4 separate regions of the Homo sapiens genome follow, and regions 1, 2 and 3 are each linked to region 4. Evidence: chromatin contacts called from ENCODE Hi-C or POLR2A ChIA-PET data. All regions are on one chromosome and are shown on one strand. Each heading gives the region's core, a stretch centred on a gene start or an enhancer-like site at or near the end of the contact. The rest is flanking DNA. Distances are from core to core; before and after follow the strand shown.

Region 1 (3,386 bases), core at 89-2,588, 4.4 Mb before region 4:
ATTTTAACAGTAAAAGTCCGAAGGAAACAAATGACTAAGTTTCCATTTCTACCACCTTTCTCTTACCTTTGTGAAATTTCAGCACATTATTCACAGCTAGTTCCCAACCAAGTCCAGAAACTAACACAATTAAAAAAAGAAAATGCAAAGTAAAATAGGCCCAGAATAGGTTCTTTTGATTACTTATGTTTTTGGAAATATATTTTCCTTTTTGAGTCTCCAAGAGTCCTCCTCTCAACAAGTGTAAGAGAGCCCAGGTGAGTCACTGTTCACTACTCATGGAGAAGCTAGAAGAGGCATGGTTGGGGTCTTACTAACTTTATCTCTATTTCCCATCATCGGAAAAATTCGTGAAGCCCAACGCTCTAAAACATAGATTAAGAAGTTGCTTTGAGTCTGGTAACGTGTCCTACACTGGCTGTTTAGAGCCCTGCACCACCAAGGATTAAATTCCAAAGGGGACTGGGGTGGGACAGGGCAGGAAAGCGGACTCAAACACATGAACTCCTCCCTTCCTCAAACCAAATATCTGCTGCTGATATGCCTTGATTGACTGTTAAATATGTATTAGGAAAAACAATCCCTTGCTATAAAATATCTTAAGTTTCTAAATCTATGTAGTGAGTTCTGTGTGTGTGTGTGTGTGTGTGTGTGTGTGTGTGTGTGTATGTTTTAAAGGGGGGACTTAATATTTCAAATGCAACTTCTTATATAACCATGGTATGGTGGCCCAAGACGCCAAACAGAACAAATGATTTGGATAAACAGTTTAAATTTTGTGAAAGCCTGGAGGAATCGAATTTGGACATGGAGGAAACCTGACAAAACCTTGGGTGCTATGTGATTCAAATCACAGCCCACCGAAGCGGCCACCGCGCGTACCAAGCCTTCCCCCCTAGCATACGCCTTCTGTGAACGGGCTCTTGTACCTGAACAAAGCGAGGACCCAAGTTCAGGGGCTTTGTCTCTAAAGAACAAAGATCGGCCTAGCTGCATGCTCGCTGTGCGAAAGAACCCAGGCTCCGTGGGAACCCCACGCCACTCGCGGAGCTGCGCCCCGGCGGCCGCCCTCGCCCCTCGGGCCCCTTTAAGTGCCGCGCCTGCCCCCGTCCGCGTCCCCCGCGTGCCCGGAGTACTGGGCCGCCCGCCCGCTCCTGGCCGCACCTCCCACCTCCCGCCTCCCGCCGGGGTTACGTGAGCCCGGGGCGGGCGGCCGCCGGGCCAATGGCCGCCGCCGGGGCCGCCGCGCTCCTCCCGCGCCGCCGCCGCCGCCGTGGGGCTGCGGGCTCCTCCCGCAGGAGATAACTGTCAGCGCGCGAGGCGGTGGCGGGCCGGCTCAGTCATATGACCGGCAGCCGGCGGCTCCGGCGCCGAGCAGAGTTACTCAGTCGCAGCGGCCCCGCGCTCCCGCAAGGCTGGGCGGCCGCGCCGCCGCGATGGCCCCGCCACCGCGGCCGCCGCCCCCGGCTGCGCGCTGAGCCGCCGGCCCCCCGAGCGCCACGGCCGGAGCTGCGGCGGCGGCATCATGGCCCCGACCCTGCTCCAGAAGCTCTTCAACAAAAGGGGCAGCAGCGGCAGCTCCGCGGCGGCGTCTGCCCAGGGCAGGGCTCCTAAGGAAGGACCCGCCTTTAGGTGAGGGGGCGCCGGGGGGCAATTCTGGCGCGGGACCCGAGTTGGCTTCGGTGCTCGCCGGGGAGGGGACGGGTAGGGGAAAGGGAAGGGACTGTCCAGGACGGCGCTGCCTATCGCCGGCACCTGGTCCCGGGCTTGTCAGCGTGGACGCGCCTGATCCGAGTGTGGCTCCGGACCCTCCGTGACCCTTCCTCCCGCTCTTTCTCCACAACTCAGGGTCCTTCCCCATTTCAGAGTTCTCTTGTGTTCCTTGGGGTTCCCGGGCGTGCGCTGTGCTTGGCTGTGGCGACCGGAGATTCTCCGGTTATTGGGGTGAACCCCTTCCGGGCAGAGCCGCCTGGGCACCTCTGCGGGCCCAGCAAAGCTGTGAGCTGTCATTTTGAGGGCAGCTCCAACCTATTGTGTACGTGACAGTGTTTTGAAGTTCTGAAGGAGCAACAGTCACGAAAAAGGCATCTTTCTTCTTTCTTGCCATATATGACAAGCTCTCAAACGGATGAATGAAAGTATGTAATTTCCACATCATGTGGAAGGTTGATGCCGCATGATGTGTGGAAAGGGGGAGTAAGATGCAATTATGAAATTTCCGAGATTTCAATTGATCAAAGCTGATATGTATATTTAATAGATTTGATCTCTCGAACACATACCTTTGAATATTGATAGCATTTATGGAGAGCTTACTACCTAAAATGCTTTATGTTGATTTCTGTCGTTTACTTTTCTGACAATGCGGTGAGGTGGGTGCTATTATAATTCCCATTTTACAGGTGAGGAAACTTAAAGTCACAGATAACTTAGGCGGCTTGCCCAAAATCCAGCTGTCAGTGGTAGAGCCTGTGTTTTGACCCAAGCAGTTTGACCACAGATTCCAGTCTTTAAAATCCCTATGCTATTCTGATTTCAAGGGCTAACTTTTAAAAGACGCCTTAAAATGTCCTATATTGCCTTTGAGCACAGGTATGTTGAGAAGTTTATTTAACAATTTTTCAACACATTTTAAAATTGAGCACCAACTCCCAATTCTGACACTATGCTAGGTGCTTTTTGGCCAAAATGTCTTGCAAAAACAGTTCACTGTTAAACAGATCTAGACCCAGTATAATAAACCTTTAAAAGTTTCAAGTGAAACTTTGAAATAAATTCTGGATTAAGTTTTATGTTCTAGATTTTGCTTTTCTTGAATTCCATCATTTAAAACAGTCTCTCACTGTGGTCATGTGAAAATTAAACGTGTGTGTGTGTGTGCACGCGCGCTCATGGAAGGCATATTGTGAGGACCTTAAACTCCCCAAGTTAAATTCTCATGTTTTCTTTAGGCTAACAAGCCTTATAATTTGAGTGGGAATTCTATGCCTTTTGTTAGGCTGAGTATTAGTGATGCCATGTACCTTCTCAGAATGGTAGAATTACTTCGGACCTAAGGTGTGTAATTTCGTCCCTTCCCTCCCTGTAACCCAGACTCCATCAGGGGTACAAAGCCTGGAGCGGAAGGAGCATGTTACAGGTGTCTGTACTTTGACAGCTCTTGCCAAGGACATTTAAAGCCATTTGAATGCAGGAGGAGATAGTGGCGGTTACTTGTCATTGTTTTCTGTGCTCCTTGCCTAATTGCCTACCACCATTTCCGCTATCCACAAGTTTAACTGAGTGTATTTGAACAAAAAAAATATGGCTATATTTAGGGTTTTGGGCCATATTAGGGAAATTGATTCCCACTTCATGGGAACATTTTCAGTAGTGTTCTGACTTCT
Region 2 (3,080 bases), core at 551-3,050, 4.5 Mb before region 4:
GATCTTGGTTCACTGCAACCTCCGCCTCCCGGGTTCAAGTGATTCTCCTGCCTCAGCCTCCTTAGTAGCTGGGATTACAGTCATGCGCCACCACGCACAGCTAATTTTGTATTTTTAGTAGAAACAGGGTTTCTCCATGTTGGTCACGCTGGTCTCGAACTCCTGACCTCAGGTGATCCGCCTGCCTCAGCCTCCCAAAGTGCTGGGATTACAGGCGTGAGCCACCGTGCTTGGCCCAGGATTGCTGTTTTCTATGAAAATACACTAGAGTCTCAGCTCAACAAGATGACTTGGACCCCTTGACACTAAGCGCCAGATATATCTGAGAGATTTCATCATAAATAATTCTTACTGCTATTTGGGTAACATGGGCATTGACCTGTGAACACTTTAAACAATGAAAATGTATAGATCAAAGAACAGAAACTCTGAGCTCTGACAAATAACATTAAAAAATCACACACAAATGCAGAAAACACTCAGCTCCTGGTGGAAAATTCACTTTTCAGCCAAACGTTTTCTTCACCAATGATATAAAATAAAACAGTGTTCCTCAATAACACATTAGCACTTCATTCTACATATTTACTTGCAATCAGTTTGTTCTGCAAAAATAAAAGCTGGTTAAGCACTCTAGTCATCCTTAAAAAAAAATACTTGCGGAGCAATGAGATAATCTAGTTCATCCCCTAGTTTCCAATCTGCAGGAAAGGTCAGGCCACAGAACTCTCCCAGGTTACACTCTACATACCTCATTCCACTTGACCCACTCAAGAGAACATAAAACTCCCCTTCCCTGTCTTCTCCCCTCCAGTGGTGTGTGAGTTACGGTTGGGAGGTGGGGTGCTAGTTTCTGGGGATTCGAGATTTAACAGAAACTATCCTAAGTATGCATTCTAGCAATCATACAAAGGGAGGAGTCCTGAACTAAACCGTCAAAGAAGCCAATCCACGTGACCTAAACCCTTCAAGCTGGGTCCAGCGCTAAGCAGGCCTGGGGCAGACAATGGCATTATCAGCTGTCCCTGGGCAGGTGGCCAACTAGAACAGCAGGCTCTAAGTCCCATGGAAAGAAATCACAGCCTGATCTCAAGTACCCACAGAAAGCCAGCAAACTCATGCAGTGAAAACTATTCTCCGAAACCCATGCAATGAAAACTATTCTCCGATGGGAAAGGAGGAGGCAGAGAGCCAGCAACAGGCAGCGCAGAGCTGCGTGGCTTCGGGTTACTGCGGATGATTGAAACCAGAAGGCGAGACAAAAAGAAACCAGTGAGGGGTGGGGCGGGTGGAAGGAAAACCCCTTAAGACTCCTCACCACTAAATCTAAAGGGGGAACCCTCAGAGAGGGGTGGCACTTTAGCTGCTGGCATCCCCCCCGCTTCCCGCCCGCACGCTCTGGGGCGCAGAAGGGCCGGTCGTCCCGGGTCATGGGGGTTGGGGGACCGATTCCCTAGCCTCGCGAGCCCCGCCGCCGCCGGTCTTCCCAGAGGCGCCGAGGGGGGACGCGGTCCCGACACCACACTCACGTCTCCGATCTGCAGCTCCACTTCCTCCAGCTGGTCCACCGTTGGGCCGCTGCTCCTGCTCGGAACTGGCCAGCCCAAACTCACTGGGCCGCCCGGGGAAGATGCTGCAGAGGCGTCTGAAGAGGAGGGAGAAGAGGGAGGCGGCGGGGGCGGCGAAGAAACCTGCAACTCCTCAGGGTCGGCCATGGGGAAGGGTTGGGACCGCGGAATCCGACCCGAGAAGCCGAACCGACACCAACTGTCTTTTAACCACTCGCGCCCAAAGCCGAAAGGCCCCGCCTCCTAACGCCAGAAATCCCGCCCAGTCTCCTCGTGGGTCTCAGCCCCGGACCACAAAGACGTTTCATTTTTCGGGACAGCCAATCATATGAGTCAATTCACCTTAGGCAACTCACGGCTCCTGCGCGAGCCTCCAATCGATCTCGAAGGGCACTCGTAGAGAAAACTACACCTCCCAGGAAGCCGTGTGCGTCGCCCCGCCTTCTACTGCCTTTCACTGCGCGTGCGTCGTGCTGTGGGATTCGCGGACCCCTCTGGCCGCGCTGTGGCTGTTTCACCGCTCCCCGGCTGGGACTTGGAGTCCCTTATCTTTCCCTGGTTTGGTACATGACCCGGAAGCCTCGGCTGGCCGTTGCGTCATCCATGGCGCCGGCGCAGAGCGAGAAGGAGGTGGGAACGCCGTGAAGCAAGAGCGGTCGGCAGAGCGGGGAGGCGAACTGCAGCAGAGTTCTTGCTTTCCGGCAGGTGATGGCGCCCCCCGCGGCCTAGAGGTCCAGCGCCCGCCGCGAGCAGCGGACAGTCCTCCTGTTGTGTCCGACCGAGAGTCCTGGTGACTTTGAACATGCTGGTGCCGCTAGCCAAGCTGTCCTGCCTGGGTGAGAGGAAACGGGCGGTGGGGATAAGTGGAGGAGTTAGGGCAAAAGGGACAAGGCCGGTCCTGGGGGCTGTAGGCACCTCTCGCCCCTTCTCTCATCAGCTTTCTCAGGCTATCTAGGGCAAAGGTCACGCGCTGTCAGCCTGTTGGGGGACCCTGGCTTCCTCCCTCTGGGGTTGCCCCAGTTGGTAGAATTAATATCTAGGCTAAAGGTCAAGGGCGGGGAAAACTTGTCAACACGCCCTCGGCATCACCACCACCTGTCAACACACACACACCTCGGTGGACTCCTGAACTGAGGCTTCCCAAATCCTGGTTCTAATCTTCAAACCTCTGTTGGAAATGGAAAAAAAAAAATCGTATTTGCCCAGTTTTTCTCCCTGGTCCTGACCTGACTTTCGTCTTCGGAGCCATTCTAGTTCAGTCTAAAGAAATTGAAGTCTGATCTGTCACATCATGGTTAACATTCATATGTTGACCAAGTCACCCAAGTGTATCTGGAGCCAGTTTTTCTGCGTTGTCTAAAATTAAGGGCTGGGCGTGGTGGCTCAAGCCTGTAATCCCAGCACTCTGGGAGGCTGAGGCGGATGGATCACCTGAGGTCAGGAGTTCAAGACCAGCCTGGCCAACATTGTGAAACCCCATCTCTACTAAAAATACAAAAATTAGCTGGGCGT
Region 3 (3,541 bases), core at 549-3,048, 4.4 Mb before region 4:
ACTGTAATTTTTCTTTTTTGCAATTTCAAGAACACAACACATTGCTACTAACTATAGTCATTATGTTATACAATAGATCTCTTAAATTTATTCCCCCTTTCTAACTGAAATTAGGTCTCTCGTGATCAACATCTACCCAACCCCTGAAATCCACCATTCCATTCTCTACTTCAAGGTCAACTTTTTAGAAACCACATGTAAGTGAGATCATGCCTTGTCTTCCTGTGCCCAGCTTATTTCATGTAACATAATGTCCTCCATATTAATTCATGTTGTCAGAAGTGACAAGATTTCATTATTTTTTATGGGTGAATAGTACTCCACTGTGCACATATATCAAATTTTAAAAAAAATCCATCTGTAGATGGAAACCTAGTTTGATTCCATTATCTTGGCTATCATGAATAATGCTGCAATGAACATGGGAGTGCAGATACCTCTTTGACATACAAACTTCATTTCCTTTGAATATACTCACTAGAATTAGTGAATCTTATTTTATTCTAATATTCAAATTTAGTCTACCTACTGTCATGTATGTATATAAACAGATTTGAAACATTACACTAAGGATCATAACCAATTATAGTAGCCAAAAGATTAGCACCATGTAAGAGATATCATTAAATACAAATAGTTTTAAATCCTGAGTAATTTCTTCAAGAGGTACTGAGAATTTCCAATCACCAAGCAACCAACGGGAGAAAATTAAACAGTCTTTGGGTGGGCGGACTTGCCACGTGTTACGTATACCTGCAGCCTTTGTGCTCTGAGCAAACTGCCTCATGCAACCTCTGAAGCAAAAGCTGTAAAAATTCCTCCTCTAGATAGCAGCTAAGACAGGTGAGATTAAACCTAGCCCTAGCTAGTTGCAACAAACTGAATGTACGTGTAAACGTGTGTGTGTCCTGTACATGCATTCAAACACATTGCCTGGCCAGCAATTCCAACGTGTTCCAGAACAAGGCCAATCCAGTTACAAAGCAACACGCTCCCTAATTCACCAGGCCTTAGGAACTTCTGAGCGGCTATGTAACCTAGGCAACACCATCACTACGTTGAGCGCATTTTCCCAATGGCAAATTAAGAGAAAATGTTTGCTCATCTGAACGGACCTCTAAATTAAGAATCAGTAATAAGGCAAAAGCAATGAGCAAACAAGTCCCTTTAACGTATAAATAACACAGCACGTGCTGATATATTATCTCATGTGGCAAATATAGTTTCCTGGGGCCCAGCAGACGCATATCCCAGGATATGCTTTCCGAACTGTCCCATTGCAAACATAAAATATTTCATGCTAACTTGGTAGTGCAAAGGTGGCGTGGAAGTGCCACCAAATCAGGAGGCAAACCTAAAGGACGCCACAATTCCCGAACTAGAAATTTCCAGAAACTTCCGCACCACCGATGGCATTGATACAAGGGCGCTGGATCGATCTAGCCCTAGATCTCCGGGCCTGCTCCGGCGGACCAGCCTAGGCAGCCATCCCCTCCGCGAAACTGAGCAGTCACCGGCCGGAGCCGCATTCCGCCCTTGGAATCCCCCAAATCCCGGGAACCCCCGCCTCCTCGGGGCTTTTCCGCGAGCGTCAGACTCCGCTCACCTCGCTCCCCTCCGATGTCCACGTCAAAGAAGACTCGAGGGTTACTGGGGTTGGAGGGCTTGGCTTGGGGGGACGGGTGCGACATCTTGACTTGCAGACGTGTTTAGTACGGAATATCAGAGTACCTAGTGGCCGCCCGGGCCGCCCAAACTCCAGAGTCCGTCTCCGCCGGAGACCGGCAGCGACGCTGACCGGCCACTTCCGACGCAAGAACCGGAAGCCATGGCCTGACTTCCGGCACCGCCCCGCTCCCCCGCGCGGTGTTTCAAAGAGCCTGAGCGACTCCGTGCAGCGAACCGCGTGCCCTCCGCCACCTGTTCCTGGCTTCTCATTTAATGAAGTTGCGATCCCAGTTCTCATTATTCTTCTCGCTTGTGTTTCGTTGTCTTTCCCACCCTCGTGGCGTAGAGAGCTTTGGAGTCAACCCCATGCCAGCGTCAGCTCTGCCACCAAGTTGGGTGTGACTTCTCAGAAACTCAGTTTGCTCCTCTGGAAAAAGAATAAAAACGCTGACCTCGGAAGGTCGTTTTGAGGATTAAAGACATGAATCAGTACAATGCCTGGCATAAACTGGTGGTACCCAACCAATAGGAGCCTTATTATTGCCATGTCGTTACAATTTGATCTTCACATTACAATGTAAGTGGTAAGGCTTAGACTAAACGCTCCAAACAGCTAAAGCTGAGAGTCCAGAAGAGAGCACAGTTTTGATTCCTGATAAAACTGTATTTGGCGGGGCGCGGTGGCTCACGCCTGTAGTCCCAGCACATTGGGAGGCCGAGGCGGGCGGATCATTTGAGGTCAGGAGTTCGAGACCAGCCTGACCAACATGATGAAACCCGTCTCTACTAAAAATAAAAAAAAAAAAAATCACCCGGGCGTGGTGGTGCTTGCCTGTAGTCCCAGCTACTCGGGAGGCTGAGGCAGGAGAATCGCTTGAACCCGGGAGGCGGCGGTTGCAGTGAACCGAGATCGCGCCACTGTACTCCAGACTGGGTGACAGAGCGAAACTGTCCCCCCCCCCCCCAAAAAAAAGAAAAACAAAAAAATACTGTATTACTATAGCCCACTTTTCCCTTATGGGGATCTGTGTAAAACATTTACTTTTTACACACACACACACACACACACACACACACACACACACACATATATATGAGGAGAACATAGCCTTGCCTCTTAATAAAGCCTAATTTTGGAGAAGAGTGGCAATTCCCTGTGTAGATGCTTTGCCCTGTAGTTCTATTGGAGCTCAGCAATTTGGATTCAGCCTGAGGCTTACTTTATCAATAAGGCAGGAGATATCCTTAGATGCTTCACATTTTTTTTTCTTATGAGAAAGTAAAAAGTATTGGAATCCAGCACTCAAATAATGTCTCAAAAGCCAGGAGCCTTGTGTCAACAGCAGCAGCCAGAGTGGCTTTTTGGAAGGAAAGACCAGTGCTAATTTTCCCCTATCAGAGCTGTCACCATCCCTCTAGATGAAGGCTCCTGCCCTACTTGCTACCCGGTCTTAGGATAAGTAAAAGTTAGAAGGGTTACGGTTAAAGAACAACTGATTCCTATTCTCAATTTGAATTTGCCTGTGATGTTATACACTGGACTAAGCACGAAAGTTGATGTTAAAAAAGAAAAAAAAAAAAGCAAAAGCTTCAAGTTCTGACTACATGTATACTAGGCATGTTACCAAAGAAAAGTCATTTAATTTCTCTGAACCCTTCTCATTTCCTTTTCGGTAAAGTGCCAAAGAACAGGGTATGAGAATGGAAAAAGATAATGTGTAAGCATTTGCCTTGTAATCTCTAAAGCATTCTTATACACTCTTTTTTAAATTACTGAAAATTAGATGCTATAGTGCCTGAAGTTGTTTTAAAATAACCTGGAGTCAGGTAAGTGGGTTGGGTTGTGGATGAAACATAAGGGCCAGGCAGATGA
Region 4 (3,568 bases), core at 838-3,337:
TTAATGAGTTTCTTCTCAGGCTACAGACAACTTGGGAAATCCTCAGTTACGAAAGTATGTAGACCATTCTACTTTCTGAAAACTCACTTGGTCCTTATCTTCCACAGAAATTATCGTTAACAGCAACCACTGTCTCAGTTTAAATTTTGTTTGTTGGCTCCCCACTTGAAGCCCTTTTATATACTATTTTTAAGGGTTCCATCCTCACTTTCTCTTCTTTCGCTACTACTTTCATGGATAATCCCATACACATTAATGATTTCAGTCATCATCCATGTGAATTAACGCCTAAATCTTCAGCTATGACATCTCTAAACTCCATGTCCAATCTCTGACGGCATACTGGCCACCTTTGTACGAATGGCCTATACACCCACACTCATAGCAAGTTAAAACAAGAAAAAGTGCATTATACTAACTAAACCTGCTTCTTCAGTTTCCATTTGATTTCACTGCTGTTAACTGGCAAAAAGTTGTACCCCTTTTGACTTCTTCAAATATTTGGTATCCTCTGCCATCACCCACAGAGTCAGAAGTAGTATCCTGACACTAAGTTGGCCTATTATGACGCCATATCCCTTCTGCTTTCAAAACGTATCCCCAAATCATCTACCATTTACTTTTCTTTGCTAGTAAAATGAGCTCTGAAATCCCACAAGATGATTATACTGCAATCTTAGTACTGCCAAGAAATCCAACCTTGTTTACAGTTGTTACTTCCCCCTCCCAGTACATTTCATACCCTCTCCTTCTACTCAAATCCTTCAGCCTTCTTCACTTCCACTCTCCGCTGATGACTTCCCTGAAAACTAAACTTCTCACCTCCTCAACACGTGTCTATCTTGTTAACCTGTTCAGTACCCCACTCAACACACTCAACTATTTGTAGACAATGTTCAGTGTGGTTTAGTAACATCCCACATGCTGGAGTCCTCTCCAGCCCAGAGATTTCATATTTAAAAGACAGGTGTGGGGGCAAGGGGGAAAGGCTCTCACAAAACGTAAGAAGCATAAGATACTACTAAATAACACTGTTTGGCTACTTTCATAAACACGTGTTCCCTGCAAGGATTCTATAAATTAACGTAATCATCAAGAGCCAGCTTTGAAACACAAAAAATAATACTTTTCCTGATCCCCAATGTATGTGGTTCAAAAAACAAAGCCTAGATGTGATGATAAAAAAAAATCAGATCTGACACAAAACTCAACTATAACCACAAAAGTACAGCCTAAACTGAGTAGTTACGGAAATAACCTAAGATCCTCGGGTTTTCTAAAGTCTAACAAAAAATGATACGATCTATACATAGAACCCTTCAGGCCACCAAATTTAGGAAATAAGTCAGTACTAAGCTCAGATTCACAACGCGACCTGCTTTGAGAGGCAGCGAATAAGGGGCAGTCGGAGCCAATACTTCAACACGTGAGCCCGGAGCACCAACGACCTGCCCACCCTCCAGGGCCCACACAAGCAACCTCTAGGCTCCTAGGCCCCAGCCACCCCCGCCCGTCATACAAGACCTCTCCCCACAGCTCCGGGTCCCTTAGGCACCCGACCTGTCCGAGTCCGAATCCGAGTCCGAGGTCTCCAAGGAGTCCGGCGCCCGCGCAGGCTCTGCGGCTCCTGGGGAGGTGACGCAGTCTCCGCAGGCCGGCGATTCAGCCGGTGGCTGTGGCTGCGGCGCCGGGGTCCCGGCCGCGACGGCGTTCAGAACGGGCTGCAGAGGCTGCTCCCCGGCAGGCTTAACCTCCACGGTCTGCCCAGCGTCCGGGGACCCCTCAAACGACTGTAGCGGCGGCTGTGTCCCTGGCACAGGGGCAGAGCCCGGAGACGGAGCCGCCGGACCTTCCCCAACTCCAAAGTCGGTGCCATTGAATTTCAGAGTTTCCAGCTGAGCGGCGGCGGCCTCCACTACCTCCATCGCACCGCGCCAGAAACCGGGTCGGCCTCAGGATTGGGGCCCCTGGACAAGCTCACGGCTCTCTCCAGAAATAGAAAAACAACTTAGGCAACCGCAGCAACACTGCCTGGGCCCAACTTCCCGCGTTTCTCAGGTAACTACACGCGGAGGAGCCAAAAGACACGCCCCCGCCATTTACGCAGCAACGCTTTCCGAAGAGCGTGTGACGTATGTGGCGCGACGGCGCGACGGCGCTCGCGGGGGCAGGATACATGCGTCATATCTTCGAAAATCAGGATTAGGGGGTCGGGCGCCGTGGCTCACGCTCGTAATCCCAGCACTTTGGGAGACCGAGGTGGGCGGATCACAAGGTCAGGAGTTCACAGACCAGCCTGCCCAACATGGTGAAACCCCATCTCTACTAAAAATACAAAAATTAGCTGGGCATGGTGGCGCGTGCCTGTAATTCCCACTACTTGGGAGGCTGAGGCAGGAGAATCGCTTGAACCCAGCAGGCGGAAGTTGGAGTGAGCCGAGACCGCGCCACTGCACTCCAGCCTGGCGAGAAAGCGAGACTCCGTCTCAAAAAAAAATAATCAGGACTAGGGAGGCCCTAAATCGACCGTTTTCACTGCGTCATGTGAACCATTCAAGGCCTGAATGTCGGATTTTCCTATTGCTGCATGTGAACCAATTCTGCTTGAAGCGCCAAAATGAAGCAGGGATTATACAACAGGGGGGTGCCTGAAGAATGCTAAGTTCTGTACATCAGAAACTTGAGCCAGGAAGTCTTGACAAGACGCTAGTAACTTCATGAAAGTTAAATGAAGTTTATCCATCAATAGATCCATCTGTCGATAGATAGGGTATTAACCATTTTTTCAAAAATGTAACTACAACTATTCCATTTTCCTTTCTCCAAAGTACCCTCAAAGAGAGCAGTAATGGACAAAATTTTGCTGTGTTGTTCATGTTATGGTGATGTCTATATCATACTTAGCACTGTTTCGTAGTAGAGAGATGAGACTATGAGACTGAAATGTACTCACTTATTGTTGGAAACCACTAGTCTAAATTGTGGAGAAAGCAAGCAGAGTTCTTAGGACTGAGGAAGAGATCAGAATTTTCTGGTTTCCTATTAGGTCTTCAGTTTGAGGCATCAGTCCCTGTGTAGTAATAATAATCATTGATACCATTTGTTAAACATGCATATGTGCCAAGGACTGTGCTAAAGATTTTATAAATTATTCACTGAGAATTTAGTGTGTCATCTACAACAGTAGATCTTCATAGAAATGCAAGGCAAGTGTAATAAGAGTAAGGTTTTAAGAAGCTTACAATCTACTTGAAGTAGAGAAGGGCAATGCACAGGAGATAACTAGAAAAATATTTGAAATATGAAATAGAAAATCCAAGTGCAGCAGAAATGGGAAGTAGGATTGGTAGGCTATTTCATGGAAATCCTCCAAAGTGAAGAAGGACTTTAAACTTGGGATACGAACTTACTAGCACAATGATTAAGCAGAGCTCAGAGTTTTCAACTAAAAAGACCTGTGTTCAGGCCTCAGCTCTACCATTTTGTGTTTGGTGTTACTGACTTTGGGCAGTTAATCTAAATCCTAATTTCCTTATCTGTAAAATGGAGATAAAAATACTATCTCATT

What was found. Hi-C counts contacts between places; a loop is a spot of excess contacts on that map. ChIA-PET counts read pairs that join two places held with the same protein, here RNA polymerase II (POLR2A). Pooled maps may share reads with other maps.
Region 1: a loop to region 4 is called in a map of CD4-positive, alpha-beta memory T cell, with 17 times the contacts of the local background. The contact joins the promoter of FNIP2 here to the promoter of NAF1 in region 4. A Hi-C loop is called at or near these places in 1 of 168 maps with a recorded cell type or tissue (CD4-positive, alpha-beta memory T cell) and 6 of 50 pooled maps. POLR2A ChIA-PET finds 5 or more read pairs at or near these places in 2 of 52 experiments (both activated T-cell).
Region 2: a map of naive thymus-derived CD4-positive, alpha-beta T cell shows a loop between it and region 4 (35-fold over the local background). The contact joins the promoter of C4orf46 here to the promoter of NAF1 in region 4. A Hi-C loop is called at or near these places in 2 of 168 maps with a recorded cell type or tissue (both naive thymus-derived CD4-positive, alpha-beta T cell) and 12 of 50 pooled maps. POLR2A ChIA-PET finds 5 or more read pairs at or near these places in 1 of 52 experiments (K562).
Region 3: a pooled map shows a loop between it and region 4 (25-fold over the local background). The contact joins the promoter of PPID here to the promoter of NAF1 in region 4. A Hi-C loop is called at or near these places in 6 of 50 pooled maps.

What each region holds. Positions count from the first base shown.
Region 1 is chr4:158,767,688-158,771,073 of GRCh38, forward strand. It overlaps FNIP2 (folliculin interacting protein 2), which reads left to right and starts at 1,339. Exons shown (of 17, transcript NM_020840.3): 1 at 1,339-1,632. The coding sequence starts at 1,526. RefSeq lists a silencer at 1,080-1,289 and an enhancer at 1,247-1,984.
Region 2 is chr4:158,670,087-158,673,166 of GRCh38, forward strand. It overlaps C4orf46 (chromosome 4 open reading frame 46), which reads right to left and starts at 1,801. Exons shown (of 2, transcript NM_001008393.4): 1 at 1,530-1,801. The coding sequence starts at 1,715. ETFDH (electron transfer flavoprotein dehydrogenase) reads left to right here and starts at 2,210. Exons shown (of 13, transcript NM_004453.4): 1 at 2,210-2,404. The coding sequence starts at 2,371. RefSeq lists enhancers at 780-1,416, 1,417-2,053, 1,896-2,455, 2,057-2,558 and a silencer at 1,406-1,475.
Region 3 is chr4:158,721,598-158,725,138 of GRCh38, forward strand. It overlaps PPID (peptidylprolyl isomerase D), which reads right to left and starts at 1,799. Exons shown (of 10, transcript NM_005038.3): 1 at 1,607-1,799. The coding sequence starts at 1,691. RefSeq lists enhancers at 1,209-1,792, 1,426-1,905, 1,793-2,377.
Region 4 is chr4:163,164,803-163,168,370 of GRCh38, forward strand. NAF1 (nuclear assembly factor 1 ribonucleoprotein) reads right to left here and starts at 2,088. Exons shown (of 8, transcript NM_138386.3): 1 at 1,561-2,088. The coding sequence starts at 1,925. RefSeq lists enhancers at 1,233-2,100, 1,592-1,671, 1,702-1,821, 1,842-2,041.